Linked DNA regions of Mus musculus: all the other regions are linked to region 2. Evidence: chromatin loops called from intact Hi-C (ENCODE). Cell type or tissue: gastrocnemius. All regions are shown on one strand. Region 1 has its middle 39 kb from the start of Gm33436. Region 2 overlaps Rbms1 (RNA binding motif, single stranded interacting protein 1). Region 3 has its middle 24 kb from the start of Rbms1. Region 4 holds the start of Gm33753 (a long non-coding RNA gene). Region 5 overlaps Rbms1 (RNA binding motif, single stranded interacting protein 1). Region 6 has its middle 32 kb from the start of Gm39834. Region 7 has its middle 6.7 kb from the start of Gm33647.

Region 1 (4,000 bases), 71 kb after region 2:
GATCCAACAATACCACTCATCCCCAAAGGATGTTTATTCTCCTACAGAGACACTTGCTCAGCCATGGTCATTGCTGCTATCATGATAGCCAGATTACTAGAAACAGCCTAGATGTCCCACAGCAGACAATAAATAATTTTTTTAAAAGCTGTAGTTGATTTACATAATGAAGCTTTACTCAACTGTTAAAAAATACTGAATCATGAAATCTTGGGTAAATGGGTGGAACTAGATATAAAATGGTCCTGAGTGAGGTAACCCAGGACCAGAAAGACAAATATGGTATGTATTTGTTTATATGTAGATATTAGCTTTGTGGATCCATAGAACCACATAGATCTCATTAGGAAAGGGAAATGGAATAGTTATGGATGGATGAAGGGGCTGCAACAGGAATAGCAAGTGGGGAGGGGGAAGGGAGAGAGGGATGAAGGAGGAATATGAGGAGAAACAGCTAAAAATAAGGGCCATTTCAGGGGTAGTATGGAAATCTAATACAGTAGAAATTTCCTAAAATATATATGTATACGAAGGAGATCTAAGTGAAATCACCCAATAATGGGGAGACCAAGCCCCAACTGGCCATTTCTTGTCATCAAACGAAGCTTCTAATACCAGAGTGGGATTCTATCTAATTGACTTGTTTGCCAAAGAGGTTTGTTTCATGGAAATCCCCAAAGAACCCAGGCTGTTGCCAAGACTGTAAGTTGCCCTCCACAAAATGATGGCAAGTTCTCATTGCTAAAGACAACACCTACACAGCTCATTGAACATGAAGATGTTGAGCTGGTGTCTACATAGAGCCTTCACCTCTGTGTTCTAGTGTCTTTGGAGCAGGAAGGTGCTCAGCCAGGCTACCAAAAGAAAAATGTAAACACTGAAAGAAGAATTCAAAAGCCAAGTCAAGCACAAACCCTTTGATTGACAGTGTTGTTCCAGCTGCCAGATATGCCAGGGCAGTGGTGGCACAAAAGTTGTGTGAACTAACCAGCCAGTGTCTGATTGGACTTAAGACCCACTCTATAAGATGGAACCCATAGCCAACAGTGCTTGGGTGACCAAGAACCTGAGACTAGCTAGCTCAGAGACCAGGGGCAAAACCAAATTCTACTGGTCTTAAAAAAAACAAAAACAAAAATAAAAACACATAGCAATGAGATGACACCTAATGGTGTTCTTTCATAATCATAGATCAGTGTCTTCAGCCACCATCAGAGACGTTTCCTCCCACAGTTGATGGGAACTGACCCACAGCTAGATGTTACGCAAAGAGAAAAACACTAAATGAGATTCCTCTATCAAGTTCCTCCCCTAGGGGCCCAGGGAACCTGTGGAGGAGGTGGGGAGGGTAGAGGTGGCAAGGGAGAGTGGGAAGAGAGCAAGAGCCAGAGGGAGTGGAAGACACCAAGAAAACAAGGCCCTCTAAGTCAGCATGAGCAAAGCTCACATGAACTCACACAGGGACTGAAGCAGCAAGTGCAGGGTCTGCATGGGTCTGTATCAGGTCTTCTGGGTTTATATTATGTCTTCCAGTTTAGAGTTGTTAGTGTGCAAACAAGTGGTCTCTGACTCTCGTGCCTTCTCTAGGGCTCTCTTCCTTCTTCTGTTTGTCTCGTTCAACTGCAATAGTTAGTTATTTCTCTTTTTATTTTATTTCTCTCCCTCAGAAGCCTGTTTGTTTTCTTTGTTGTTGTTGTTGTTGTTTCCAACACAGGGTTTTGCTGTGTAGCTCTGGCTGTCCTGGAATTCACTTTGTAGACCAGGCTGGCCTCCTGTGTGCTAGGATTGAAGGTGTGCACGGGGAATGCCCAGTGACTGTTTGTTTTTGAGAGACAGAAGGGGATTGGCTCTGGATGAGAAGCGAGGTGAGGAGGGAGTGGGAGGAAAATGTTCTAAGGATCTAACGTCAGAGGCCTTCCATGGGACTTCGAATCACCTTTCTGTCATTACTTATAAGTGAGGGGAAAATGGCACATCAGCTTGACACATGGGCAGCAACAGGTTTTCTTTAGATTATTACAGCATTTAGTTGACACTGAGGCAGATGGAAATTTATTGGGGACTTTTGAATAGAACCTCTCTCTGTTCAGCTGGTAGATGAGACCAGGGGAACCGCAAAGGGTGACTCAGTGCAGACGGTGCCCCCCTGTGTTTTCTCGGGAGCACAGCAATGATGATTTAGTACGGACTGTGTGTCTGTCTCTCCTGTGTTTTCTCCGTAGCACACCTTTCTAGCTAAAAGAGGCACCAAACCCAGGTGTAAAAATAAACGGAACTTAACCCACAGGTGACTTAGATCACAAAATGCTAAGCCTTTCTCATCAAATGACACACATTAAATTCAGCCCATATCGATATAAAGTCAGTATGCAACCTTAATAAGACAATAGAGGCGAGGATGGGGAAAATATGGAACAATATTATTTCATGTTCCATCTTTAAGTTGTTCTGTTTAATTATCACAATGTATTGGTTTAGTGGCCTACACATATGACTTATGTGCTGTAAATACCTGCTTAAAATCTTCGGCTACCGTGATGTGCTAATAAAGCTTAGAAACCACAGGGTTTGTAGCGAAGGAAGGAAGGAAGGAAGGAAGGAAGGAAGGAAGGAAGGAAGGAAGGAAGGAAGAAGGAAGGAAGGAAGGAAGGAAGGAAGGAAGGAAGGAAGGAAGGAAGGAAGGAAGGAAGGAAATGTCTATGGACATCCAAATTTTAGGCCTTCACAAATTATTCTGTGTTCAGTTTGACTTCAAAGAAAACAAAATAAGGAAAATGAGGGCCAAGAGCCTTGCCAGAGTCAGGAGTGTGTACATTTGGTTGACTGCCACCTCTCAGAACATTTTAGAAATATTCGGACTGTAGTTGGAGACCTAAGGGACCACCCACTAGTACAAAAAAAAAAAAGCCTTCCAAAAACAACAGGGGTCAAAATGAGGGCCAGCCCCTCCCCATTTCTGGGCTCAGGCCAGGGCAGGCTGGGTGTGACAGTAATCTTGTCCAACTCAGCTTGCATCTCAAAGGCATTCCTGAGTGTCACTTTCGGCAGGAACCCTGGAAATGAATGTTATCACAGCATGCAGAGCTTGGAGTTGACAGGAAACATTGCAGGCAGAGAAGAGCCATGCAGACTAGACAGGGGACCAGCCTGGAGCTGGGATCCCTCAGCATGCCCTTTCTCTGATGCCGCCAGCAAAACAAGAGCTCAGCCTCAGGCAGAGCTGTGAACTGGATACTTATTTATTGCCTGGATTTTCAAGCAAATGGCTATGAAAATACATTCCTGGAGCAGGAATCTCGTTACAGGGTTCTGAAAGTGGAAGCTGCTTCCAAGTTGCCGCGCATTTTCAGGATTTCTCACTGATTAAAATTAAAATCTGGCTGTAAATCGAGGGACCTGTGGAGATGTGGCACCACCAGGAAGGTATCTTGCACCCTCTAGATATTCCCCTCGAAGGCGAGCAAAGTCTAAACCACCATTGTTGGTACCAAAGTAGTTTCATATCCCTGTACAAGCCTCCAGATGACAGAACCCTTGAAGAAGGAAACTAGCCTTCTCTGCAATTAGCAAGAAGAAACTGATATCAGCAAGTCACTTCCTGAACCATATCTTTGTAAATTAAATACCTGCTCATTGTTACCACTTTGCTGTTTGTTTGCTTTTTTGACTATCCATCAGGGCGGGCGTTGAATAAATCCTGCTTTTCAACCCCCTGCTCAGCTCAAAGAAGACCATCAAAGCACTAAAAGTCTCTGGGTGAACGCAAGTGCCATATCCTCTGTACCACATCCACACTGTGAGGGGGTTGTGAGCAGATCTTGCCTTTTTTCAGGACTGTGGGTTCCAAACTAGGTTTACCCCTTTTCATGCCAGCAAATAAGGGAGCAGCCAAGTCATTCTCCCAAGAGCATTTTCAAAGTGCAGAGGAGCATCCAGCACCCCTGGGTGTTTATCCTTTCCTCAGTCCCCTGCTTCAGCTCGTGGCAAAGTCTGTCTCTGC
Region 2 (4,000 bases):
AGTTTATACGGAAATTCCTCCTATCCCTCAAAGGATTGCTCCCTTCATAGTAGATCTGGCATCTTATACATTTTTCATAGGTCTTGTGTGGTGAAGGTCACACGGGGGCATGCTATGAATATTGGTGAGTTGCGTTCCTGATTTGATCTCTTCCTTCGTGCTACGCTTGTCTTTTCCTGTGATCATGATGCTGGCCTTCCGCACCAGGGCTTCAGTTGTATCTGACCTTCAGGTCCTGAGGTTGGTTCCCTTGCCTTCCGGAAACTCTGGCTTCTTGTCTAGCTGGGTACGGCACTGTGCTGTGTGAGTGCCACCCCTTGCAGCCAAACGGCACAAGCAGATGGGGCGGTTATCTGAGCTTGGCTCAAACAAATGAAATGGAAACTGAAATGCCCTTATATGTGCTTAATATTTTCATGTCCTAGACCAGTTTTCTGGAAACCATGAAAACTGTCAGCATGAAACATAAAGCCCTAGGAAATCTGTTTGAACTTGATTGCCTAGTTTAAATTTTTCATATCTTGTATCTCATTTTTGGATCCTTATTCTTTCTTTTATTAAATAGAGAAAATGTTACCAGTTGACTTCTTCATGGTAGTGGGGATTCAGAAAGAACATGGGTAAATCACTCCTCCTGTGTTACTTGTTAGGCCTTGTTCATTACCAAACCTTTCTGTTAAATGGGACGCCACTTCTGCTTCCCTTCCCTTCCTCTGTCCAACCACACCGTTCAGTAAGCTAAAGCATAGATTAGGAAATCCCTTTTCCTGAGGAGCCCTTGACAAAATAAAGCAAGAGAAAGAGTAGCTAGAAAACCCTGTCCTCGGAGTCACCTGTGTGCCTGTCGGGGTAGGGGTGAGGTTATGGTTGTGTGGGGGCGGGTAGGGGTGTGAGTTTATCACAATAGATGTAGCATATAACGCATGCAGGAGGAACATACATTTGTGTTTGTGTATTAGAGCTTTTTCTATTTTCCCCTCACAATTCCAAAATAACAACAAGCGGGGACTGACAGATAGTCCCCGTATTTTAGTTCCCATGAAATAGATCCATGAATGATTCCTTTGAGACTTTAAAGGCCAGTTGTACTTCCTCTCACCGACATATATTATTGGGCATCTGATCTCAAGGTAGACCATGTGACCTCTCTCTGAATGTCATCAGCACCCATCCTAGAGACGTGAGCAGTGGCAGTCTGCCCTTTCTCCATCTAAAGCATGCAAACTCAAAGTGGAATTGCTTTGAACCTCTCCGTGCTCGATGACCCAAGTTTCTGTAATTGTCAACATGCGTGGCCTTTCAACTCCAAAGCAAACTTCCTGCCCTGTGTGTTTTCAGCTTGCTAGCTGTGTAACCCCGAGTAGACTCACTCTGCTCCTGAGTTTCACGTGTACAAAGTAGAATCAAAAAACCACCTAATCAGAGGTTGCCGTGAGGATTAAATTATGAGACAATCACTCAGCAGTCTGTGCACAAAAAATAAGAGCTTATTAATATGACGTATGCCTTTGATCTCACTAAGTCATCAGCTTCTAATGTTTTTTCCCTTAGTTTATCCTCATTTCATGCTGTCTGTCCATCTTGCTGTCTGTCACCACTTACATCTTGTTCTTAATGGGCACTCCTGAGTTTGAACATGAGCCATCCTCCTGTATTCATGAGCAATAGTTGGCTGTTTCAGATGCATCTTTTTCTGTTAGCATTATGAACACATTGTTTTTTGAATATGCCCATTGCCTATTTATAGTAATAAATAAGCAATAAGTGGTGCTTTAAGAATGTCCTAGTGTATTCCAAGTCTAGTACGAGCACTGCCAGTATTTAAACCTTGGAAATGCCAAGTGTTAAGGTAACATTTCAACCATGGTCGCCATCTGTTGGTGGTGGCTGGTGTAGACTCCCATTTCCTAAGCTCCTAACTGGGACGAGGGGAAGGATAGTAGGGAAGGAAGGGGACAAGAGTATGCTCACCTTTGCACATACAGAGTGCTCACATCCTGTAAGGCGATGACTGCCACATAGACCTGGGGCTTTAGGTGATTTGAATTTTGTCACCTGTGCTCTGATCCTAGCAGTCTGTAGCTTTGGTGATTAAGCAAAATCCAAAGGAAAGGGGTGGGGGACGATTTTGAAAGGAGAAGCTCCGGGGACAGCAGATACTTCTTTAATTAAAACTAAAGTGTGTTTGGTTTTATTCATAAGCAGGGATGGTGGAGAGAGAAGTAAAGCTATATTGCAAACCGGAGAAGCTTCAGTACCCGCGGAGCAGTTCTTCAGCCACGTCCGCAGGAGCGCGAGGGCCCAAATGTGAAATCTGACTTGTGATCCTCTCCCTTTGAAATTCTAATTATTCTGTAGTCACGTCTCTTAATTACGCTTTATCCTTTTCCTGCCAGCCTTCCTCTGGAGTGGATTAGCTTCTCTTAGCAAGAGTATTATAACCAGGGAGAGTGAGGGCTGTGGTCTGAGCCTGGTTACTTTGAAGTTGGATAAAACCTGAAGAGTCAGTGTAGACACACTGGCTTCGCCACAGCCCTACACCTTACACACTACATTCCTGGGTGTGTCCCGCATGGTGTTCTCAGAGTGTGCATTTATCCAGTACCGTGTACATCTCTCTTCCTTAATAATTTTTTTTAAATTGCAAATGGGAACAAAGGTAGCTTAAAGTGTTTATTCCTCTATGGATTTGTACCCAAACATCTGTTAATCTTGTGGCCTCTGGTGATTGACAGTAGATTTAGATTAGGTTCTAATTACCTGTAACATACCCCACCCCCGTCACCCTCACCACCCCAGTTATTAAGTCTTATTGCAAGGAAAGCTGTCAGGGCAATGGTGAGCATGTGGCACTGTGCTCTGAGCGTAGCTTCTGAGTGGACAACATGGAGATGTTTAATGAAAGCGAAACCGGTTAACACCCCTCAGTGGCTCCAGATAATCACCTCACCGTGTGCAGGAGCCAGCAGACCGTAACTCCGCAGACAGTGAAAACCCTCCGTAACTTTCTGAGAAATCAGTCTTTCGGTCTTAGCTCGTGAGCTGATGGAAGCCACCAATGGAAAGTAAAACTGGCAAATTTCAGAAATGCCTTCTCTGTTCCTTTGCTCTTTGTCAGTCTCGAACTGTGTGTTTGTTTCATTTGAAAAGTAAACACTGCTCACTCAGCCTTGGGGGGAGGGGGGGAACGAGAGTCAGGGGGGGAGGGGGGGACGAGAGTCAGTACTGAGATGGAGGAGACTGTCTGATCCTGCCAACTCCTGTCATAGCTGAGCTTACGAAGGACAAACTGCTTCTCACAATCACTTCATAGACAGGTTGCAGTGAAAACTTAAAGACATTTTTTGTGAACTTTGGAAATTTAGGCAAACTCGTAGGCTTAAACCATGATCTTGACTGTTTTTTACCCTTCACAAAAAATGGGGGTAGGAATCAATTTTGAAACTAAATAAAACACAACATATATAACACGTCACGCATAACCTTACTGTTTCTCGTGACATGGCTTGAAGAGCATAAGCAGGGACTTTGGCAACTGTAACCCCCTTTATTATTTCCTCGGTGAATCAGTGAGACAATTAGGGCTGGCTTCTGGGAAAGAAAGATTTGCACAGGTCCTCTGGGATCAAGGTGGGTAAGCTGAGGTAATGGGCAGGTGGCCAGGACATGTCTAACAGGGTGCGTGAGGGAGATTGATGCAGCAGATGGGTCCTCTTAGAAGGACCAGTGGCGTGGAGGCTGGGGGACTTTTTAGTGCTGTTTAAATAAGTCTAGACAGTATAGGGAATTTTGGAAGCATCAGAGACAAAACTCAGCAGGGTTACCGTCTGCCTTCAGAGTTGACACAGTCCCTGGTAACCTGAGCTTGGCAGGAACAGGAGAGTAAAGTGCTATTGAATAAAGATACAAGAAGGAGATGGAACATGTGTTTGGGATGCTTTTTAGACAGTGGTGGGCACGAGACAATTTCTAACCAATACTTGATATCCTTGGTGTGTAT
Region 3 (4,000 bases), 100 kb before region 2:
CCTTTCCAAGAACACTCAGCTAGCAATGGGGGAGATCTCTGTGTCTTTTTCTTGCTGGAGCCGTTTGTCCTTATCCATCATGGGCAATGTCCTAGGTAACTGAGAAGAGGGGAGAGGACCAAAAGGTTCAGGGACTTGCTTTGGTGCCGACGACCATTGGTTTGGGTGAGCTTGAACTCGTCGAGAAAGAAGAGTTGAAAACCTTGTGAATACAAATGAAAAGTAAACAAGAAAGGGGCTTTAAACAGTTGCTTCAAATGTAAAAAAAAATCTACTTTATAATACAGTGAAGGAGCTTGCTGCTAAGCTTAGTCACCTGAGACCAGTCCCTGGGACCCACAGAGTGGGAGTTAAAAAAAAAAAACAAACAAAAACAAAAACAAAACTACTCTCTGAGGCTGGAGAGATGGCTCAGTGGTTAAGAGCACTGACTGCTCTTCTTGAGTTCAAATCCCAGCAACCATATGGTGGTTCACAACTATCTCTAATGAGATCTGACGCCCTCTTATGAAGTGTCTGAAGGCAGCTACAGTGTACTTACATATAATAAATAAATACATCTTAAAAAAAAAAACTCTCTTGCAAGTTGTTCTCTGACCATCTGAGGCATACCATGCACTTCACTCCAACACAAGTAAGTAATAAATTTATTTAAAAATAGAAAAAAAAATCAGACATCATACAAACATGTTTGTATTTTGATTATCTTTTGGTGATTATCTTTTGGTAATTGATTATCATGCTACAGCAAACAAAACAATGAGCTGTTATTTTGCATGATTCCTTAGGTAGGATGGAATTAGCTTGGTGGCTTTTCTGTTCCAGGTGACTTTGGCTATGTCACGGATGCAGGTGGATACAACATAGTGGTCTCACTTCCATGAGCTGTCCATTTGTGGCTAAGAGTCCCTTGGTTCTTTATGTGGTTTGTCATTTTGCAAGACACGGTTCCACGTGGGCTCTAACTAGATAGGAGACTAGTCTAGACTTCCTAACTCTGCTTTACAGCTGAGAGTACTTGGTGATGCTTGTGCCTCTCAGTTAAAGAAAGCTTGAGGGCCTTGATGGAGTTCAGTTGGGAGAGGATCTGCCTAGCCCACGTGAAGCCTTGAGTTTAGTCTCCAGCACCAAACAGTGTCAAAAACCTGGTGTATCAGAAGATGTCTGTTGTCTCAGCTCTCACTTGGAAGGCAGAGGGATCAAAAAAAATCATCCTCACCTACATAGCGAGGTTGGAGCCGGCCTGGGCAATCTGAGACTCTGTCTTGAAAATAAAACAAAGAAAAGCTTGAGAAACTAAAAGACCCCATTCCTAATGATTAAGCAGTTAGAACCAAGTGCAGTTTATAGCAGTTTCAGAGATTTGAGGGGTTTTGTTAAGTTGCATACCTAACTGTCACATACTTACAACGGGTTTTCTCATCTACTCCCATCAAAAACTTATTTTTAACTTATCCCCAGTGAGTAATGAAAAGGAAGTTTACTCTAGCCATACTTAATGTTGCTCCAGATGTTAGCATCGGCTTCCAGGGCGTTTGCTGCAAAGGCAATTCTGAACCCCCTCTAGTGGCAAAAATTTTTTTCTTTTTCTTTCTTTTTTTTTTTTTTTCCCAAAGAGCTTGCTTTGAATTAATAAGATGGCTGACTAACATATAACCTAACATAGTTTCAAAACTATTTCTAGCACAGTGCCCACTATATGTGCCTTAGAAGGTTCTTTGGACTCCTAGGACAAATGCACATCTTCTTAAGCAGCATTCAAAAAAACCAACCAAACAAACAAACAAAACAAAACAAAACAAAACAAAAAAAACGGAGGGTTCCTGTTAACTTTTAAAGTATAAAAACTGCTAACTACTCCTTGTAGTTCATGCTCTTAAATAAAAATGTCTTGACAATTAAAACATTCTTGGGTCTGATTTTTAAAGAAGCTGAATTTTAAATGTTCTCTGAAGATGTTTTTTTTTTTAAATAGATGTCCTTCTTCAGCTAGAGAGCAAAAGGTACTGATTGGATGCAGGGCTTTGCAAAGCCACAGTAGCCAAACTTAAACAAATACAGGTGCCAAATCCTTACACTTTCATCTTTAATAAACACAGTTTGGATTTGGTTTGTTGGAGCCAGTGGAGAGGCAACACTCATAACTATCTTCATCAGTCTGCACAAAAGAGGCCACTCTTGCCAAGGTTGGGAATGGGGACACAGAAGTTAGCTAACGATATTCATTCGCTGACCGCATCACCTGCCCATCGACAGGCAGATCTAGTCCTGCCTTTTCAAATGATATTTTCTATACTGCTACTGGAAAAGATCTTACAAAACAGCATTCCCAATTGTTTGTGGAAGCTGATTCAGCTTCTCCTACATCCCCTGGCATGTTGAGACCTCCCCTCCCCCCTTCCCCCTGTCCTCAACAGTAAGGAAATGCAAGAATCCACAGTGGTTCTGTTGTTTGTTTTTAAATCTCCACCATGTAGAACCTGAGGTTACCCAAATAATTTCCAGAGATTTTTTTTTTTTTTTTTGCTTTTTTGCTTTGTTTGAGAGTACAGATAGACTAAAACAGTGTACTCAATCAAATGTTGGGCTGCTTCCTTCGACTACCTCTTAAGTTCAGCTCTTGTAACCAAGCGCGCATCTCTTGTGGTCTCAATTACATCCGGTGTTGTGAGCTGGTAGCATTTCCTCCATTGAGAACGCCCCATCATTTGCCAAACTACATTTCTATGAATACAGAGAGAAGAAACCTCATGGCACTAAAGAGTGACATTTAAGAAAAAACTGAGCTTAAGTAGAACTTTAATTTTGAAAACAAACAACCCAAACCCCCAACTCATTGTATGTGTTGTAAACAGCTTGGTGAGATGATTATTCAAATATATAGGTGACAAAGGCACATGCTGCCTGCCTCAGAAGAACCCTGCTTGTTTTTTCTCGAATATATATATATCCATATATATATATATATATATATATATATATATATATCATTCATATATATATATATATATCCATTTGTCTAACAGAGACCAGAGATTCCGTCCCTACACTAGTTGTACAGACTTGAAATAATGGAAGTTAATTTGCATTTCTTAAAATGGTCTTCTCATAGACATGTTTCTTGGAACAGTATTCTGTGCACACAGCTGCAGTCAATTGAGTAAAAGTTACTCCCAGACAAGAATGAAATTCAACTTAACGGTTTGAACTTGCCGGGAACACAGCCCTGTAGCGTAAGCAAACCACAGGATTGGGAAACTGGACGCAGGTGCCCTGCTGGGGAGATTTCTTGTAAACAGCACCCAATGGGAACCGTCAAGCAGGGTCAGTGTTTCTAACCAAATGATTTCCTGTTCTAGAACAGTGTTCACTCTTGCATGTGGCGATCTTATTTTGAAGGGTTTCCCCTCTCTGATCATTTTTAGATTGCGTTCTAAAGATAACAATTCCCTTTTGGAATTGTATTCATAAAGACTAGTTATCACAATGTGTGTGCATAATCATTAGACAGACACACATGTCATGTTTATGGCTAAGCTCCCTAAAACTTAAAAAAACTTTGTTATTCTTCATTCTCAGGCAATTTTATTACCTTTCAGTTTTAGTCTTCCACTCGTTCCTTTATTTCGGAATGAGTACAAGTTTTCTCTGTGTAGCCCTGACTGTCCTGGAACTCACTATGTAGACCAGGCTAGCCTAGAACTCAAGAGAGCCTCCTGTCTCTGCCTCCCAGGTTCTATGCCCACACCACCCCGTCATCTTAGATATTTAAATAGGTTTTTCAAAGATCTGTTGGGGAGGCATTGCTGACTTCTGTTTTGCTACATAATGTACTTCTTTGGTTTCAGAAGGGAATGTTGCCGTGCTGTAACTTGTACCCTGCCTTAGTGTTTTAAGGTCCTCAGTGAGAAAAATGTAACAAGATGCCTGGCTTCTCTGCACATCACTTTTGTCGTCTAAACATCTAGTGTGCACTTTTAAGTTAGAGGTTATCAGTCTG
Region 4 (4,000 bases), 650 kb before region 2:
AGTGGCTATTCATTCTGAGTGTCAGCAATGGACTAAAACCCAAGGCAAATCAAATCCAAAATAAAACAATTTCCCCCAGTTTAATGACTGAAGGAGAAAAGTATTGCCAATATTTGCCCAGGCACAAAATTGCCAGCCCCTGAATGAACTTGGTGGGTAGTCACGGAGTATCTTTCCTGAGCACCGCAGGATAGTCAGTGCACCGGCAGGGGGCGCTTGCTGGCTTGTTGCTTCTAACCTGTTCTCAGCAGTGCTTCTCTGAAGGCCCCTCCTCCTCCGGATCTATCAATGCCTCTGTGTAAGTAGAGAAATTTCACCTTCATAACTTATTCATGGTTAGAAAGAAAGAACAACCTTGGGGAGACTCTCTGGGGAGAGGCCTGGCCTGTCTTCCACTCTCTAGGGATAGCCCTCATTCAGTCTTGTCTGGGATCGATGGAGCAGGTTCCTTTAATTTAGAACACTCGAACCGAGGCAAGATGCTGACCTTTCTGTGTGCATCTTAAAGTGGGAGCAACACAGAGTCCTCAGGAATTGCAAGGGCAAGATATGGAACGACGTTGATGGGAAAGAGCTTTGGTTTGAGCCTGATGGCTAGTAACAGGCAGTGGGTTGGAGGGATGATGATGAGGGTGAGCCAGATCGCATTATTTCTGAAGTAAGTGTCCCAATGTCTGACAGTAACTGTTGTTTCATAGAACAACAACAACAAAAGCCCTCAGCTATCTATAAAGTGGATAATACTTAATAAAATACATAAGTAGTTGAAACTAAGAGAAACATTCTTCTAGAGAAGTTCAGAAGCCACAATACAGTCATGAAACAAAATGAAGAACACTCTTTGATTCTAATCTTGGATGGCATCTATACCAATGAAATACCAGAAAATGAGAACACGGGTCCAACGCCCAGCTGATGCAGCACTTGTCAGTCATCCATCTCATCCCCTGATGTTCAGAGTGAACGTTCAGACAATCATTCAGACTGAGGATGCCTTCGGCTGAAGTGTTCCTGGAAAGGAGTGTCATGGACACACTCATCAAAGATGGATAAATTTGCTACTGCTATCAAGTTGCTGAATATTAACTTATAATTTATGGGCTGTATTAATTATGGGAAATTTCACATCTGCAACAATACAACCCATAAGCAACATTTAGCTTAACATTTAAGAGTCTCGTCTAAAACAAATAATTCTATAGTAGTAGCAATAATGTCTAGACTTGGGACTTTCCACGTAAGGAGCATGCAAAATGCCTCTACAAAATTTAACCCCCTATAAAGACAAATCTTTAGCTTCTGTAGAAAGTAGAGGCTAGGGAGCCTGAAGCACATAGCATGCTTGCGTTGTGCAGATACATCGAATCACACAATAGGCAGGTGTAATAAGCAGAAACAGATGCGGCTCCCTAGTGCAGCCCTTAGCAGCTTTCACTCCCAGAGGTATTTTTATTGGCATACAAAAGAATGAGCGTTGAGGGTATGTTTTTAAGACAATTTTGAATTATCAAGGAAAAATTTCACAGAACGCCCAGAAAACAGGTCGAAGATCGAATTACACGAGGGTCCACCACCCTCCTCTGAAGGACATTTCTTCTTTGTTGAGAAGGCTCTGCAGAGCTCTTTGCGGGGAATTTGCAGGTTGACTGCGGAGCTGAAAAGTTTCACTAGGGGGCAGCCTATCACCGAACTGTGAGCTGATTCTGCATCTGATTTCAATAAGAAACTGGCCCAGGGACTCGCACATTCTCGGCACAGCTTCTAAAGGAAAATTGATGCGTCTATAAAATGCCGAATCAGCATAGTCACAGGAGGTGAGCAAAGGAAGGGAAAAGTCTTGCATAACATTAAGAGCCCCGCAGAAATCAGTGGTTAGGCATACAAATGCGGTGTGCTTTGAGCACACAAATCTCATGATGTGGATGTGCCTGTATGTAGACCAGGGGACATTAAAAAGAGCCGTAGTTTTGCTTTTAACACATGCACACGCAGTTAAAGGCACACGATCCAATTCAACATTTTGTAATTTGGAAGGAACCAAAGGGAAGAGGAACTGATTAACTCTTCAGACCCCAGGTTTAAGCTGCGCCGAAAGCCATGGTCAGGTGGTTCTCCACTGCTGGGTGACTTCTGTTTGACCCTATACATCCTTTCGAATGCTTTTCCTCTTTGCCACTCTTTCTCATGCATTTTATATTCCTCAAGTGTTCTCACCTAACAAAACCAACAGTCTCAGCCCCGATGAGAGTCATGACTATTTTTGTAACCGGGCTCAGAATGGTCTCAGAACACTGCGCCGAGGCAATATTAGTAATGTGATATCTGGAAGCCGTGTGAGCAGCCGGGCTGTCTGCTCTCATTGTGTCCGTGATTGTAAAAGGCAGCTGTGAGCTCTGGCATCCCTGAGTGACTGGTGTGACCTTGTGTGGTCTGGGAACCAGCTGAGGGTGGCCTGGCATGCTGTCACCGGAGACCTGCAGGCAACACAAGGTGGTAATGGAGGACTGTGTAGAAACTTAGGAGCTGTGCCCAGAATCCTGCTTACCTTGTGCATGGAGCTTTAAAATGACAAAGGAAGTTACTAGATTAGACATGGCGTCCACACAAGCTCAGGCCTGAAAAAAAAAAAAAAAAAAAAAAACACTTATCCAGCAAGGTCAAAACTAGAACTGAGACAGTAGAGAGTATTTTTGGATTCTAGTTCCACCTCTTGCTACGAGAATGGGCAAGTTATTTGCCCCTTTTTTTGTTTTAGGCTCCTCTTCAATAAAAGGATGCTTAGAATAGCTCCTGCGTGCAGGGCTACTATTGTTATTTCTTGTGATAGAGATGAGAGAAGTGGACTTATGGGAAGGCTGTTTCTTCATTTGTAACATGGAGATAATAGAATCTGCTCTCTAGACTTGTTGGAAGAGTTGCTGAGCTCTTGTGAAGTGCTTACAGTGGTATCTGATAACTATTGATTGCCCGATAACTAGTATATCTGATGCTCCTCAAAGCTGAAGTGGGGATGGTGCTGTCCATTCCAGAGGGTTCCAGGGCTCCTGGAAGGAATGAATAGGTTCAATGTATTGCATTCATCCAGGGTGTTCAGCCAACGATGCCGATTCATTTTAGTACTTGGCATGAGAATTCTCTTGCTTATTTTACCTGGTATCTATGTATGTACTCACCCTAGAAAGACACCTGAGTTCTGAAGTGGAAACCTAGAGAACTCAGTCAGTCCTCAGCAGCAGATCCCCTCTCCTGTGTTCTGGAGCCTCTGGTAACCTAAGAAAAAGTGTGTGCCCATCCGCCATTTTTCACACACAATCTGGAGCCTTTCCATGTGTCGTGACGCCCACTAGGGTTTCCTGGAAACCTGTAAGGGCTGGGAAAAGAAGCCCTGCAATGTAAAGAAGAATATCTTAATCCAGATTTGGGCATCACAAATGGGGATAAGAAGATGTTTCTGAAATTGGCACAATATCTATGGTTCCCAGACTTGTGGCAGGAGTCCCATCACCTGGAATAGCCCATAAAACCAAGCTTCTCAGGCAATCCCAGCAGCTGTCGTAAGATTGTCAGTTCTAAAGTTTCAGTATATGCCCTGCCCCAAATTTTGCATGCTGGGAAGAGTTCCCAGTGTATTAGTGTTGAGTAATGGTACCTTTAAAAGATGAAGGCTCTGCCCTCATGGGGATTAATGCTGATTTTGGAGCAGGTTCATGTTATAAAAAGAAATTCAGCTCTCTCTCACTCTTTCCCCCTTACCTCCTCCTGCTTCTTTACCTCCCTCCCCACCCCTTACCTCCTCTCACCTCCCACCCTGGGCAAGGGTGTATCTCATGGTCTCTCATATTAGACTTTTCAGCTTCTGGAATTGAGTGAAGAAATCACCTTTGTCTAACCTTTCTGTTCTCTCTAGGCCCTTGCCTGATTGACTGGTGCCTGTAATCATGGTCACTTCATTGGGTCCCTGTATTAGTCAGAGTTCTCTAGAGTCACAGAACTTATGGGT
Region 5 (4,000 bases), 46 kb before region 2:
TGGAAGAGAGCTTAGAAACCCACCAGCCTCCCTTGTGATTTTCCCACAGGAGCGACTGAGCTGTGCAGATTCATTCATTCTTGTTCCTGGCTAAGGCAGGCTGAATCTGTCCTTGCTGATTGCCCTACCCAGAAGTCTTCACTTCCCACTGGGGATTTGGGGTGATGGTGACTCGTTTGATATTCCCCACAAGCAACCTTCTTAATCTAATGCCATCCTACTCTTCCTGTGAGACTTGGGGACCTGTGACATCATAGACTCTAACTTGCTTTCTAGGTTCTACCCTAGCCTTTGCAAATCTCCCTTTCCATCATGCTCTCAGAGCTTCCTGCAAACCAAACAGGTTGGGTGTTTGCTGTTTAGTTTTGCCAACTTAGTACAGGCCAGGATTATCTAGGAAACTTCAATTGAAAAAAAAAATCTCATGAAGAAAATGCAGCACAGACCTCATGGCAGATGTGAGAGAGGATGTAAACAATAGAGGGAAGTCCCAAGGGATCAAACAACTGGATAAACATGAGGTAGTAGCTGGAAAGGGGGTGAAAAGAACTTATAGCACACATCAGTTACCCATGGAAGGAAGCATACCTTACCCACAATGCATGGTTTCGTAGGTCAAGTTCTTTTTGTTTTTATTTATTAATTATTATTATTAATGATTGATGTGGGAGGGCCCAGCCCACTGTGGATGATGACCCCCACCCTCCCGGGCAGGTGGTCCTGAGTTGTGTAAGAAAGCAGGCTGAGAAAGGCAGTAAGCAACAGCATCTTTATTTCCCTGTGACCTCTCTGTGCCGAGTTTCTGCCCCAATTTCCCTCACTGGTAGACTGTGCCCTGGGAGTGTAAGGTAAATATATCATTTTTTCCCCAAGTTGCCTTTTGTGACAGTGTTCATCGTGCCAATAGAAAGCAAACTGGGACAGGTGCGTTGCTGATAGACTTGCATAACGGTCCTTCCTCTGTTCTGGCTACTTTACACCTCTACTGTCCAGTATTACTGGTCCTTAATATGCAGCTTACACTTTGACCCGCCTTCTCTGTCATCCTCTCCTCCTCACCTGTCCTTGGTTGAATTCTGTTTTTAGCAAAACATCCCGTACCATGGCTTACGATGCAGTTAAGTGTGGTTGAGGCTAAGGGCGCCACTATCAGGAAGCTTTCCTTCCTAATCTGGACAATTTTTTCGTAGATGTATAAATTTTAATTTTATGTGTTTTTTCCTGCATGCACACCTAGTGCCCACCAAGGCCAAAAGAGGCTGTCAGATGCCCTGGAATTATAATTACAGACAGCTGTAACCCATCCTGTGGGTTCTGGGAACAACCTGGTCCTCTGCAAGAGCAGCAAATATTCTTAACCTCCCAGCCATCTCTCCAGCCCCCACTAGAGAATTTTTATTTTCAGATTTTACTTGAATAGCTAATGTAACATGTGTCCCTCTCCTTTGGCAAGCTTGCATCCAACCAAAAAGTACTTAATAATCTGTTGCCTGTTTTCATAATCTCAAGGGACTGCTACCGGGTTTATTTCCAAACGAGGGATAGCAAGGATAGGAGAACAAGTTTCATCACCTAATTAGCTAGGGGATTGAACCCTATAATATCCACCTGTTGAGGAGGATTAATAGCTACTTCCTTACATCCTGGACACAGGCCAGTGGGACACTATCCAGCAGGTGCTTCAGGTCATCCTGTAAAGACAGCAGGGTCCTGTCGTCTGATTCTTAGCTTTCCAATTCCATCCCCTCATGTCTCCTCCTCCACTTTCTTTCACCAGCGGTTGATTTCTCAACGTCCATTCCAGCCCTATAGATGTCAACATCCCAACTGGGATGGAATTGGATGTTTGTGTTCGCCCCTTCTTGTTTGCTAGTTTCATTAAATGGTTGACTTTCTCTTGCATGCAGAATGATGGGAAGATAAACCAGTGTGTGACCATTAGCATCCTCCATGGTGTCATTACATAACTCTTTCTCATGAAGATGTGACAGTGTACTATTTCCTCATGTTCCATAAGGTCTCTCTGCTCTGAGGAGCAGTAGAGAAAAGGGAAGTAGTTGGTGTTTGAGTGGCGGTGATAAATGTGTTATACGCATGTGCCTGGGGACTAAAGAGGGGCCAGTTATAACCTTTTAAATTTAGGGTGGGCATTCTAACATAGTCTGTCAACAGGGTAGTCTTAAAGGAGATTGGAGGCAACTCGGAAGATACATCCTATGTGTCTTTTTTCTCTAAAATATACTAGAATTCTTAGGGAGGTCCCTATGTAAAACCATGAGATGGGGATGGGCGTTCTTTAGCTTATTAGTGATAGAAGGGAAAGGAGACAGGTCAAAATAGCAAGTCTTTAGCTGTAATGGGCTTGGCTGAATTACTGTCTATAACAATGACCTGGTGACTAGTTGGTTTTAGTTCACATACAGTTTGTTTTACTTTTTCCATAAAGGCCTTGCGTTGATGTAGAAGACATGCCTGGTACTGTTTACAGGAGATAAGATGCTGAAGGCAGAACCTTGGTTACCTTTGGCCTGCTGCCGATCTGTGAGTGAAAAAATCTGAGAGTCTTCATGGCAGGGTAGACATCACTGCCTGTGCAGGAAGTGCTCTCTGAATGCCGACCACAGGAATCCCATAAAACTGTGCATATAGGAAGCTCTCCTGAGTACCAACAAGAACTTCTGATGTCATCTGTTCATGGAGAGAGGGAGATAGAGAGAGGGAGAGGGAGATGGAGAGAGAGATTGAGAAAGAGAGAGAGAGGAGGAGGAGGAGGAAGAGAAGGAGGGGGAGAGAGAGAGAGAGTAAACATAATATAAACATAAACATTTTTGAAGAGGGCATCTTAATTGAGAAAATGCTCCTGTAAGAATGGCTGATAGGCAAGTTTATAGAACATTTTCTTAATTACTGATTGATATGGGAAGTCCCAGTCCATTGTGGGCCATACCACCCCAGGGCAGGTGCTCCTGGGGTGTAAAAGAAAGCAGGCTGAGTAAGCCAGGAGGAGCTAGCCAGTAAGCAGCATTCCTTTATGGTCTTTGTATCAGCTTCTGCCTTAAGTTCTTGCTCTAACTTCCGTAGACGATGGACTACGAGGTGTAAGATGAAATAAAGCCTTTCCTGCCCAAGTTGCCTTTGGTCATGGTGTTTTTATCACAGCAGTAGAAACCCTAACTACTATTCACATTAAGCTCAGGTAAATGCGACCATGAAACTCTATTACCTTGTTTTCCCTACCCACTGGAGAGATAAGAATTGTGGCCTGTTCATGGAACTTCAGCCAGTGAAAATCTAGAGAAGCCTCAGACAGACATTGGGCTCTTCGGGGCTGACTGGGTCCTAACTATGGCCTGGGATCCCTGATTGGATGATGGATTTAAACTGCTTTGCGCACAGGGTGTCTTCATGTTGCAAAGCACTCGATGGATTTTCCCAGGTAGATTGTTGATGGTCAGTCAGTGACAGAACAGCCTGGTTGAAGTTGTCCCTCATGACTGTATTTTATTTTTTTTAAGTAAGTTTCCATTTGTGCCATCTAGGCACATACTCTGACTATAAGTCTAGTCACTTGAGATTTATCAAGTTCTAAAGCTGTAGTTAAAGACTCAATCAGTGTTTGAGTTTGTTTTAATTCTATTTACAAGTGAAGGTTTAATTTTGCCCTACTTCATGTCAAACATTAAAATTCTGACTGCAGTTTCCAGCGTTATCCCATGGTAGCTTTCAGAAGGCATGTCCAGAGTTCATTCTCTCACTTTTAATAATCTTAATGAGATCAATGACTTATTTACTTCCATCAAATTATTTTAACTGATATATTAAAATATACAATTGTACATGTTAATGGGGTATTGTGATATTTCCATAAATGTATTACCCATTGTATAAATCAGGATAAACCTCTCTCCTCAAAAATTATTTCTTCATGTTGAAAACTTTCAAAATCCTTTCTACCTTTTGAAACATTCAGTCCATTCACGTTATCAGCACTTGTGCTGGT
Region 6 (4,000 bases), 600 kb before region 2:
ACGTAGTCACCTCGCTATTTCTTTGCCACGTGTCACATCTTCTCTCACCTCTGCTTTGTCTTGTCAAGAGATGTGCAGGTGAGTGATCTTGTTTCTCCTCATTCGTATCACCACTTGATATTGTCAATAGTTCTAAACTTAGTTCTTGTGATAGGTGCCTCGTGATGGGTTCAGTATGAATTTCATAGCGGCCAATGATGCTGAACTTATCCGTTACCATTTGTATTTCCCATTTGCAAAAGCATCTACTCTAAGTCTTTGCCCCCTTTAAAATGGAAATATTTTGTGTAAAAAAATCACATGTATTTATGGATTATGTGTTTGTGGGTTGGTGGGTGCGCATGCCACAGTGGGTGAGTGAGGCACTCTAAGGACGGTTTGCAGGAATTAATTCTCAAGGATCAATTTGCATCCTGAGGACTGAACTCTGGTTGTCTGTCAGTTAGGCTGGTGACAAGTACCCCTGCCCACAGACTGTCTCACTGGTCTAGGCTGGTTTCATACTATTGGGGTTTGAAAATTCTTCATGTTTTCTGGATATGAGCCTGATATGCATTTTATAGATATTTTCCCCCAAGACGTTCTATTCTGATTCCAGTGCCTTTCCTAAAGTGACATTTTAAAATCCCCCGCAGTCTTGGGATTGATGTTGACTATGCAGATGCTGTCTGATGCTCCATCTCAGACTCTTGATCATCTCATCCCCATAATATATAATATAATGTATGGGCTGTGGCTGTGGTTTGGGGTCCCTTCCAGATTAATTCTCTAGCAGATTAAAAGAAAACAGACAACCTAAGTGATTTACTTTTAAAACCCATGCAAGAGGGATGGCTCAGCAGGGTGTTCTGACCTTGCTGAGGAGAGGACCTGAGTTCAGTTCATAGCACCCACTATGACAGCTCATGACTACTATATATAACTCCACCTCGTGTGTACTCTTCTGGTCCTTGCACACTCTACTCACGCGAAATACCTTCCCATAGAAAAATACTTAAAAAAAAAAGGTCTTTAAAAAAATCAGTGCAACGTGTGATATATTTATTAGGTATTTTTATCCACAAGTAGTTCTGAGTCGGGCTTAGGAAGGCAGACTCTGCCTCTTATCAGCTAGCTTTGCATCACCTATTATGGGATGCTAGAGCACCACCACTGGAAGGCTCTTAGAGGCCAGGTGGTAAACGCAGGCCATGGATCAGCAGCATCAGCATTACCTAGGAGTCTGTAAGAATTTCAAAGCCTGGACCTTACCTTACCCCAGGTTAGAATTTGCATCTTAATGAGATCCCCAGGTGCACATTAAAGTTTCTGAAACACAGCTGTTCAGTTGGTCTGGTTTTCCTTCAGATTTTCAAACAAAAGAAACCGCAGTCCAGAGAGAGCAAGGACAAGAGCCGGGAAGAGAATCTGACCTTTTTATTTTATGGCTTGTGTGTAGGACCATGCACCACCCACCTCCAGCATCCCGATGACAGCCGCAGCCCAGACTACCCCCATCTCAGCTCTGTGAGAGCTTCGGCATTCTTCATCAGGAAGAGAATAGTCTTTCTGAGTCTTCCTCCAGAAACTCCTCCCTCCCTTCTTATTCCCAGTATCCTCTAAGGATACTCAGCTTTCAAAATGCAGACTTCCAAATTTTCGTAATAAAATGAACTAAAAACTCTTTGGGGAGGAAAGTGATTTTCCCGTTGCATTTGTTTACTCTCGGTGAGCTCCTGAGACGGCTAACACACTAGTTGTTAATCACACCATCTGTTCAAACGGCACTGTGGAACCATTACATTCATCCTTTCTTCTTTTTACGGAAAAAAAAATTTCAGAACACTATGTTTGCGTCTGTTTTGCTCCATCACCTGGCAGTGTAGTGTAAGCTAGTTAATCTTTCCAGTTGAAAATAACTTTCAATTGGCAAATACGTATTTTTAATGTTCATATATCACATACACAGACTCCTCCCCCCCCCAAAATGTGTCCTTTGACATTCCAAACATGGAAAACGCTAAAAGAAAAAGAAAATCTGTTACAGACTGTATGCTTGTCAAAGTTTTAAGCATTTGATTATATTTAAATGAAGCATTCAGGACGATGATTTGTCTGACTGACCCGGAAAATATTTTCCCCGTTGGCCCTGAAGATGGCAGTGCTGTGCAGTTTAGAACAGCTCTTCGTTTCCCCCCCCCCCCCCCACCCCCCCGCCTCACCTCCCCCCCTAAGGAATTTCTGGAATGGCAGAAAGTGGGGGAGGATCCACCAGATCTGAACCTTCTAACACTTAGCACAAACCTCTCCTGAACCCTGGGACAATCTGGTTTGTCTTTCAGTCTCTTTGTTTTTGTTTAAGACTGTACCTTATTCGTTTCCTGTTTCCAGTCGCAATAGAAATGGGACTAGTTGAACGATTATTCCCATGTCGCGGGTAGCCAAGGAAGCGACTATAGCTTACCGAGAAGCTGGTTTGCAACAGCCTGCCTTTTTTTTTTTTTTTTCTTTAATTCTAACAAAGGCTTTACCCAAGATAAACTGAATACTAGAGGTTTTGAGAGCCCACTGGGACCACATCTCTGGCAGCCTCCCTCCGTCTCCTAACTCGGGACGCCTGTTGTATCACATTCTTTACATTTTATTAGCAGGGACTAGAAGAGTCGGTTTGGGGCAGCATATACCAAAGGCGGTCTCTTGACCCTGTCATTGTGAGGTGTTGGCGGGGAGAGAGAGGGAAGAGGCGTGTATATGCCTAACTTTGGGGACTCTTAAAATAGGGTTGTTTAACTAGCCAGAAAAGACTTATTGAAAACAAGCACACGAGGGCTCTTATGTGACATTCTGTCACCAATAAACCAGTAGTGCTTATGTCCTCTGAGCCAACTTCCCCCACCCCCACCGTGGCAAATGCCTCAGCAGTATCTAATTTAACCTTCACCACCACTGTCTGAGGCAGACACAACATCCCTTTGCTGGAGGTTTTTGCCTTTATACGTGGAAACTAAGGTCATGAGACTAGATAAAATTGTTGGGCTTTACATTTTGAACTCTAGAATATGCTGAAGCATTCATCGCCTTGAATTTTGGTTCAATGGAGAGATAACAAAATATTAAGCCCTTATCAATGAAGCATATTTGGTACCCACTTAATGATAAAGAAAAGGAGAGGCCAAGGCTCTAGTACGTCATTCTACCAAGGGCTACACAATTGCAGAGAAGCCAAGCCCCCAGGAAACATACCATTTGTTTTGAAAAAAAAAGGGGGGGGGTGGTTCTAGATAGAAGACTGTATGATGTTAGGCATCTTAATCTAGTGCAACATCTTTAAAGATGAGGGCAACTTAAGAATCGTTCCCTATCTTTTTTCAAAATTTCCACTTGGAGTTTTCAAAGTCAAAGTTTCCCCTCCCCCATCCATCTTGTACTACAAAACAACCATCTCTCTCCCCTTGTGGCGCCTCTCCTACCCCCCCTTCCCCACTTCTCTCCTCTCTCCTCCTCTTCTTCTTCTCTCTCTCCCCCCTTCTTTCCCCTTCCCTTCTCCCTCTCTCTGGCTAAGAGTGCAAAGCAGCTGGGGTGGAAGGTGAAAGATAAAAGCACAAGGATAATCTATCTGTTAGTATTTCAAAATTGTTACTGCGACCAGAAAGAAGGCAGTGTTTACCCTTCTCCCCCAAATGCCTTGGGCGGAGATCACGTCCTACAGAGATTAGACTAATTGGAGGCTGCTGAGGATAACTGGAGAAGCCCCAATCTAAGTCCTCTCAGTGGGAAATGGCTCCTTTGTTAAGGATCTAAGTTCACTTAAACTTCTTCTTAGAAGTTTGTTTTGAATAAAGATTAGATCAATCTGGGCATTTATGACCTCAAAATGAAATTTCTTCTTGGCAAGTATGCCATGGTTTACCAGATACTTGCTGGGAATGTCGTTTCTTTTCTTTTAAGTCCTTCCTTCAGAGTCTATCTTAAATCAACCTTGTATTTCCAGATCTCCTCTTGATCATTCCAGCCAGTGTTG
Region 7 (4,000 bases), 160 kb before region 2:
ACAACAACAATAAAAAAGAAGACGAAACAAAGCAACAGAGCTATGTTCAATAAATGTTTTTCTCCTTGTCTTTTATCAGCCGGGCAAGACACCAACTTAGGGACATTTTCTTCCCCATCTTATTGTACATTTTGTATTGTCTCTTTTTGAGCTAGAATATAAAAGTCTTCTGCAGGCAACTTCAGGGACCAATTAACTCCATTAAATTATATCCAGTTATGTAGTGAACTGAGCCGCTGCTCGTCTGGGGCTGTCTAGAGCTGAGACAATTAGGAGATGGAGAGAAGCAGAGCGGGAGGTTGATTCTATGTGTCACCGAAGCACACTGCAACAATATGCCAGCCTGACTTTCAAAATGGCCTTAAAATATTCCAAACTCAGGGAGTTTCCTTGCTCCAGAGTGGGAGTTGACAGACTGTCTGGCAGCATTAGAAAAGGCAGGGAGAAGCTGATGTCTATATTGTGTCCTCTAATAACATTCTTCTCTTTTTGGCATCTTTCCCTTAGAAGGACCCGCCAGTTTGTGTGTGTGTGTGTGTGTGTGTGTGTGTGTGTATGTGTGTCTACGCAAAGAGCATGGTTTCACATCTGGGAAAACCAAACCGAAGGACACTAACCTTCCCAAGGTCACTTAGAAAATTAGTGCTGTGACCTGGTGTGTGGGTGGAACAGAACCCAGGTGTCCTGGCTCCAGCTTTGTGGTTGGACATTAAAGCATTTTCCTTTGTGGGGAGAAAAAAAAATCACCGGTCCGGGAATTTGGGGGAAGTGAGAGATTAATCAGATTTCCTCTTTCCCTCTTTCCCTCCCTCCCCCACTTGCGAAGATTAAAAACTCGGGAAAGCTAGAGGTGCCTTCTCGGCAGTTCTTAAGCAGGGTCTACCAAACCTTCTCCCACCCTGGACACAAAGCGATCGCCGCTCCTAGAGATTCTGTGCGTTCTCTTGAGAGCCTAGGAGGTGAGGAGTGGTGGAAAGTCAGCCCTCACCTCCAGCGGGTCCCGGGCTCGGCGGCGCCCAAGCCCCGCCCCCGGCCGCCCTTCCCCCGCGGCCTCGGCAGCCAGCCCCTCTCCCCTCTCGCTATCGGGCGCACCCACCCCAGATGCCGCCTGGCACCGAGCGCAGCCGCCGCTGCCGCCGTACTTTCCACTTGTATTGATCACTCCTAGCTGGGCTCAGCCTGCTCCCGGAGCGCTGCGCGGCCAGAGCGCCAGCCCTTGGCAGCTCGGGTACAGTCGGGCTCCCAGAGGAAACTCCTTGGGAGCGCCCTGTCCGGGGTGTCCTCTGCGCTCTGCAGTGTCTTTCTGTCTGCCTGGAAGGAGGAGGAGGAGGAGAAGGAGGAGGAGGAAGAGCAGAAGGAGGAGGAGGAGGTGGAGGAGGAGGACGTCGTCTGGTCCCGGTTGGGAGGTGGAGCAGTGGCAGCAGCAGCCGCCGAGGCAGCCGCCGCCGCCGCCTCCGGAAAGGGAGAGGCAGGAGAGATCGGGACTTGGAAAACCCAAAGTGTCGGCGACCCTGCAAGGCAGGCTTCCTTCCAGCTTCATGGGCAAAGTGTGGAAACAACAGATGTACCCTCAGTACGCCACCTATTACTACCCCCAGTATCTGCAAGCCAAGGTAAGGAGGCTCGGGGAACGGTCGCCAAAGGAAGGGACCCCGGAGGCGCGCGCCGGGCTGGGCTGGGGAGGGGCGCACGGCGACCCTGCCGCCTCCGGGCGCAAGTGCTGGGGTTGCTAACTATAGCGCTGGCCTGGGCAGAGCCGGGCTGCGCGCGGGGCGGCGGCTTCCCGGGGAGCCGATCGCGGCGATCGGGTTACAGAGAGTAGCGGGGGGCGGGGGGGGGGGAGCGACTAGACAGGAAAGGACAGCCAGCCCCTTCCTGGCCAACGAGGAGGGAAGGGTCTCGCGGCCCTGCGGCTCCCTCTCGTCCAGTCGGGGCTGGCGGCCGGCCGACGCTTGGGGCTCTCGGCAGGACCTGCTGGGGGCGTGTGTTTCAGACCTCTCCAGGGCCTCGCCCTGCGGGCAGTAACTGTGGGGGTCCCCTGAGTGGCGCGCAGCCCCCCGCCCCGCCCCGCCCCGCCCCGCCCCGCAGGACTACCCTCCAGCTCCCGCGCGCGCGACGAATGTGGCCGGAGGGGGCCGGGACCGTCTCCTCCCCGCCTCGGGCCCTGTGAGCCCGCCCCTTGCCTCTGATCTTTGTGCGGTGTGGCACTTCACCTGGTTACTGATTTCCACTTTTACGCTGGTGTTTTGGGTAGAGAAGTGGCCAAAGTTCACTCTGCATTCATTGATGTCCCCTTTAATCTTCTCTGTAGCGTTTACATGGGAGGGACAATGGGCAAATTTTGATACATAGACAGAAGTGACTTTGTATGTACTTTTCTCTTTTGTTTTTAAACTGCCTTAGGTGTTCCCAATTCTGCTCAAAAGTGGCACAGCCTTGGGTAAGGACCACTGATGACATGTAGGCAGGTAAATTGTGGCTGGCTTTCCAAGGACCCTGGGTACATTGTTAATGGGCCTATGCTAATTTTACCACAGTTTGATGTCTCCTAAACTAATTTTAAAAATTATTAGGGTTCACGGAAAGTGCATCTTACCTCCCTAGAATAATCTGCCACAGTTAGGGAAAGCAGAAGGCGCTGGTGGGTGCAGCGGCCTCCTTCAGCTGTTAACACCTTAGCATGTCCTTCTAGATCACAAAAGAATCAGGTATGGATGTAGTGTTTGAACTTTGTTTAGGGGATTGCTTGCTGGCAGACGGACACTGCTGACCTGGTACTAAGAATCTGTGCTTCAACCTTGAAAGCTTTTCTTCCTCTCAATGTGTGTGGTCCATGTTGCTCTGTACCTACAACACAGCCCAGTGTTTGTCCATGTAAAAAGGACTTGTCAGCAGAGGCCAGAAATTTCCCAGCACCCAAAGGCCTCCTTACTGCTCTCCTGATTCCCACTTACCTTCTGTTACCAGGGATCTGGAAGGTGCTAGCAACTGCAAGAGCGCCTTGTTCGGCTCCATGTGGTTGGCAGGCCATTGTTTTAGGAACTTGAGGGTGATATTCTCTCTCTCAATCTCTCTCTCTCTCTCTCTCTCTCTTTCTCTCTCTCCCTCTCCTTCTCCCTCTCTCTCTCTTCCTCTCTCCCTCTCTCTTACACACACACACACACACACACACACACACACACACACACACCGCGTGTGTGTGTTGTTCGAAGAAATTTTGTAACGTAATCAATGTGTTACCGTTTAGATGTGTTATATATTTGATGCACTCATGTAAATTATGCAGCATTGGGTGCCTGAAGGACAAGCCTATTCAACACTTAACTCCATGAATAATAAACACGCACATTCAGGTGAAAAACAGGAAGAAAAAGGGGGGGTCGTGTTTCTATGAAACATTTACCTTAGTAATTTTTATGTACCGTTAGTAAGTTAGAAACCAACTACGTAGCATTTAATATAGCTCATGCCATGCCATTTGGCTTTTTTCCCCCTGTAAATAATTGAAGAGAGAGACAAACGGCAAAAGCCTGCTGGAGTAATTAGGGCTGGATCCCAGGAAGCTTTAGGGCCCATTTTCTGAAAGTGTGCTTCCTGCATAAAGCATTTAATATTGATTTGTGTTACAGTAAATGACAGTCTCAAAACATATTTTGCTGTTTCTCCTATGAAATCTGAAATCTTATTACTCTGGATCCCTTTGTTTCAGGAGAAAGGTGCGTCCTCACTTGACCTATATAATACTGCGGTGTTTTAAAAGTTTGGTAATTAAATCTAAACTCCCTATTGTAAAGGTGTCATAATTAGTTCAGAAAGGAGTGTCTCCAAAAATACAGAGGGACCAGATGCAGATACTAGATACCAGAGTCAGAGAGGGGGACACACACCCCTTTCTCCTTCCTGTAGTCATTGGTAAGATGCTGGTAGTGTAAGTCATTAAAAAATGGAGAGACTTTATTTGACAATCTAATTTAATAACATGCATAATCTACCTGAAGAG

Evidence for each region. Peaks named below come from ENCODE experiments on the same cell type or tissue, not always from the same donor. Only the 100,000 strongest peaks of a DNase experiment are listed, where the experiment ranks them.
Region 1: a loop joins it to region 2, with 5 times the contacts of the local background. A loop is called at or near these places in 2 of 42 quality-filtered maps.
Region 3: it touches region 2 in a loop (2.5-fold over the local background); 7 of 42 quality-filtered maps call a loop at or near these places.
Region 4: it touches region 2 in a loop (4-fold over the local background); 12 of 42 quality-filtered maps call a loop at or near these places.
Region 5: a loop joins it to region 2, with 1.9 times the contacts of the local background. A loop is called at or near these places in 2 of 42 quality-filtered maps.
Region 6: it touches region 2 in a loop (4-fold over the local background); 14 of 42 quality-filtered maps call a loop at or near these places.
Region 7: a loop joins it to region 2, with 3 times the contacts of the local background. A loop is called at or near these places in 10 of 42 quality-filtered maps.

Annotation. Positions count from the first base shown.
Region 1 is chr2:60,729,273-60,733,272 of GRCm38, reverse strand. No RefSeq gene overlaps it. Among named protein-coding and RNA genes, the nearest start is that of Gm33436, 39 kb to the right of the region's middle. In gastrocnemius, a CTCF peak has its summit at 2,139 (motif pointing left); DNase peaks (open chromatin) are centred at 2,138 and 2,973; H3K27ac peaks cover 633 bases.
Region 2 is chr2:60,800,304-60,804,303 of GRCm38, reverse strand. The region is part of intron 2 of Rbms1 (RNA binding motif, single stranded interacting protein 1); the gene reads left to right. Among named protein-coding and RNA genes, the nearest start is that of Rbms1, 79 kb to the left of the region's middle. In gastrocnemius, a CTCF peak has its summit at 1,886 (motif pointing left); DNase peaks (open chromatin) are centred at 301, 1,887 and 3,682; H3K4me3 peaks cover 317 bases; H3K27ac peaks cover 2,113 bases.
Region 3 is chr2:60,902,987-60,906,986 of GRCm38, reverse strand. It overlaps a transcript of Rbms1 not described here. Among named protein-coding and RNA genes, the nearest start is that of Rbms1, 24 kb to the right of the region's middle. In gastrocnemius, a CTCF peak has its summit at 1,547 (motif pointing left); no DNase peak of the experiment used is centred here; H3K4me3 peaks cover 180 bases; H3K27ac peaks cover 2,931 bases.
Region 4 is chr2:61,452,321-61,456,320 of GRCm38, reverse strand. It overlaps Gm33753 (a long non-coding RNA gene), which reads right to left and starts at 3,379. Exons shown (of 4, transcript XR_374566.2): 1 at 3,174-3,379; 2 at 2,942-3,044; 3 at 2,546-2,615; 4 at 2,229-2,474. In gastrocnemius, CTCF peaks have their summits at 203 (motif pointing right) and 1,668 (motif pointing right); DNase peaks (open chromatin) are centred at 222, 1,675 and 2,440; H3K4me3 peaks cover 890 bases; H3K27ac peaks cover 1,759 bases.
Region 5 is chr2:60,846,695-60,850,694 of GRCm38, reverse strand. All of the region lies in intron 1 of Rbms1 (RNA binding motif, single stranded interacting protein 1), which reads left to right. Among named protein-coding and RNA genes, the nearest start is that of Rbms1, 33 kb to the left of the region's middle. In gastrocnemius, no CTCF peak of the experiment used is centred here; a DNase peak (open chromatin) is centred at 1,665; H3K27ac peaks cover 560 bases.
Region 6 is chr2:61,400,602-61,404,601 of GRCm38, reverse strand. No RefSeq gene overlaps it. Among named protein-coding and RNA genes, the nearest start is that of Gm39834, 32 kb to the right of the region's middle. In gastrocnemius, a CTCF peak has its summit at 2,098 (motif pointing right); DNase peaks (open chromatin) are centred at 2,137, 2,400 and 2,827; H3K4me3 peaks cover 1,863 bases; H3K27ac peaks cover 2,682 bases.
Region 7 is chr2:60,960,304-60,964,303 of GRCm38, reverse strand. It overlaps a transcript of Rbms1 not described here. Among named protein-coding and RNA genes, the nearest start is that of Gm33647, 6.7 kb to the left of the region's middle. In gastrocnemius, a CTCF peak has its summit at 1,967; DNase peaks (open chromatin) are centred at 1,096, 1,558, 1,946, 2,084 and 1 more place; H3K4me3 peaks cover 3,883 bases; H3K27ac peaks cover 4,000 bases.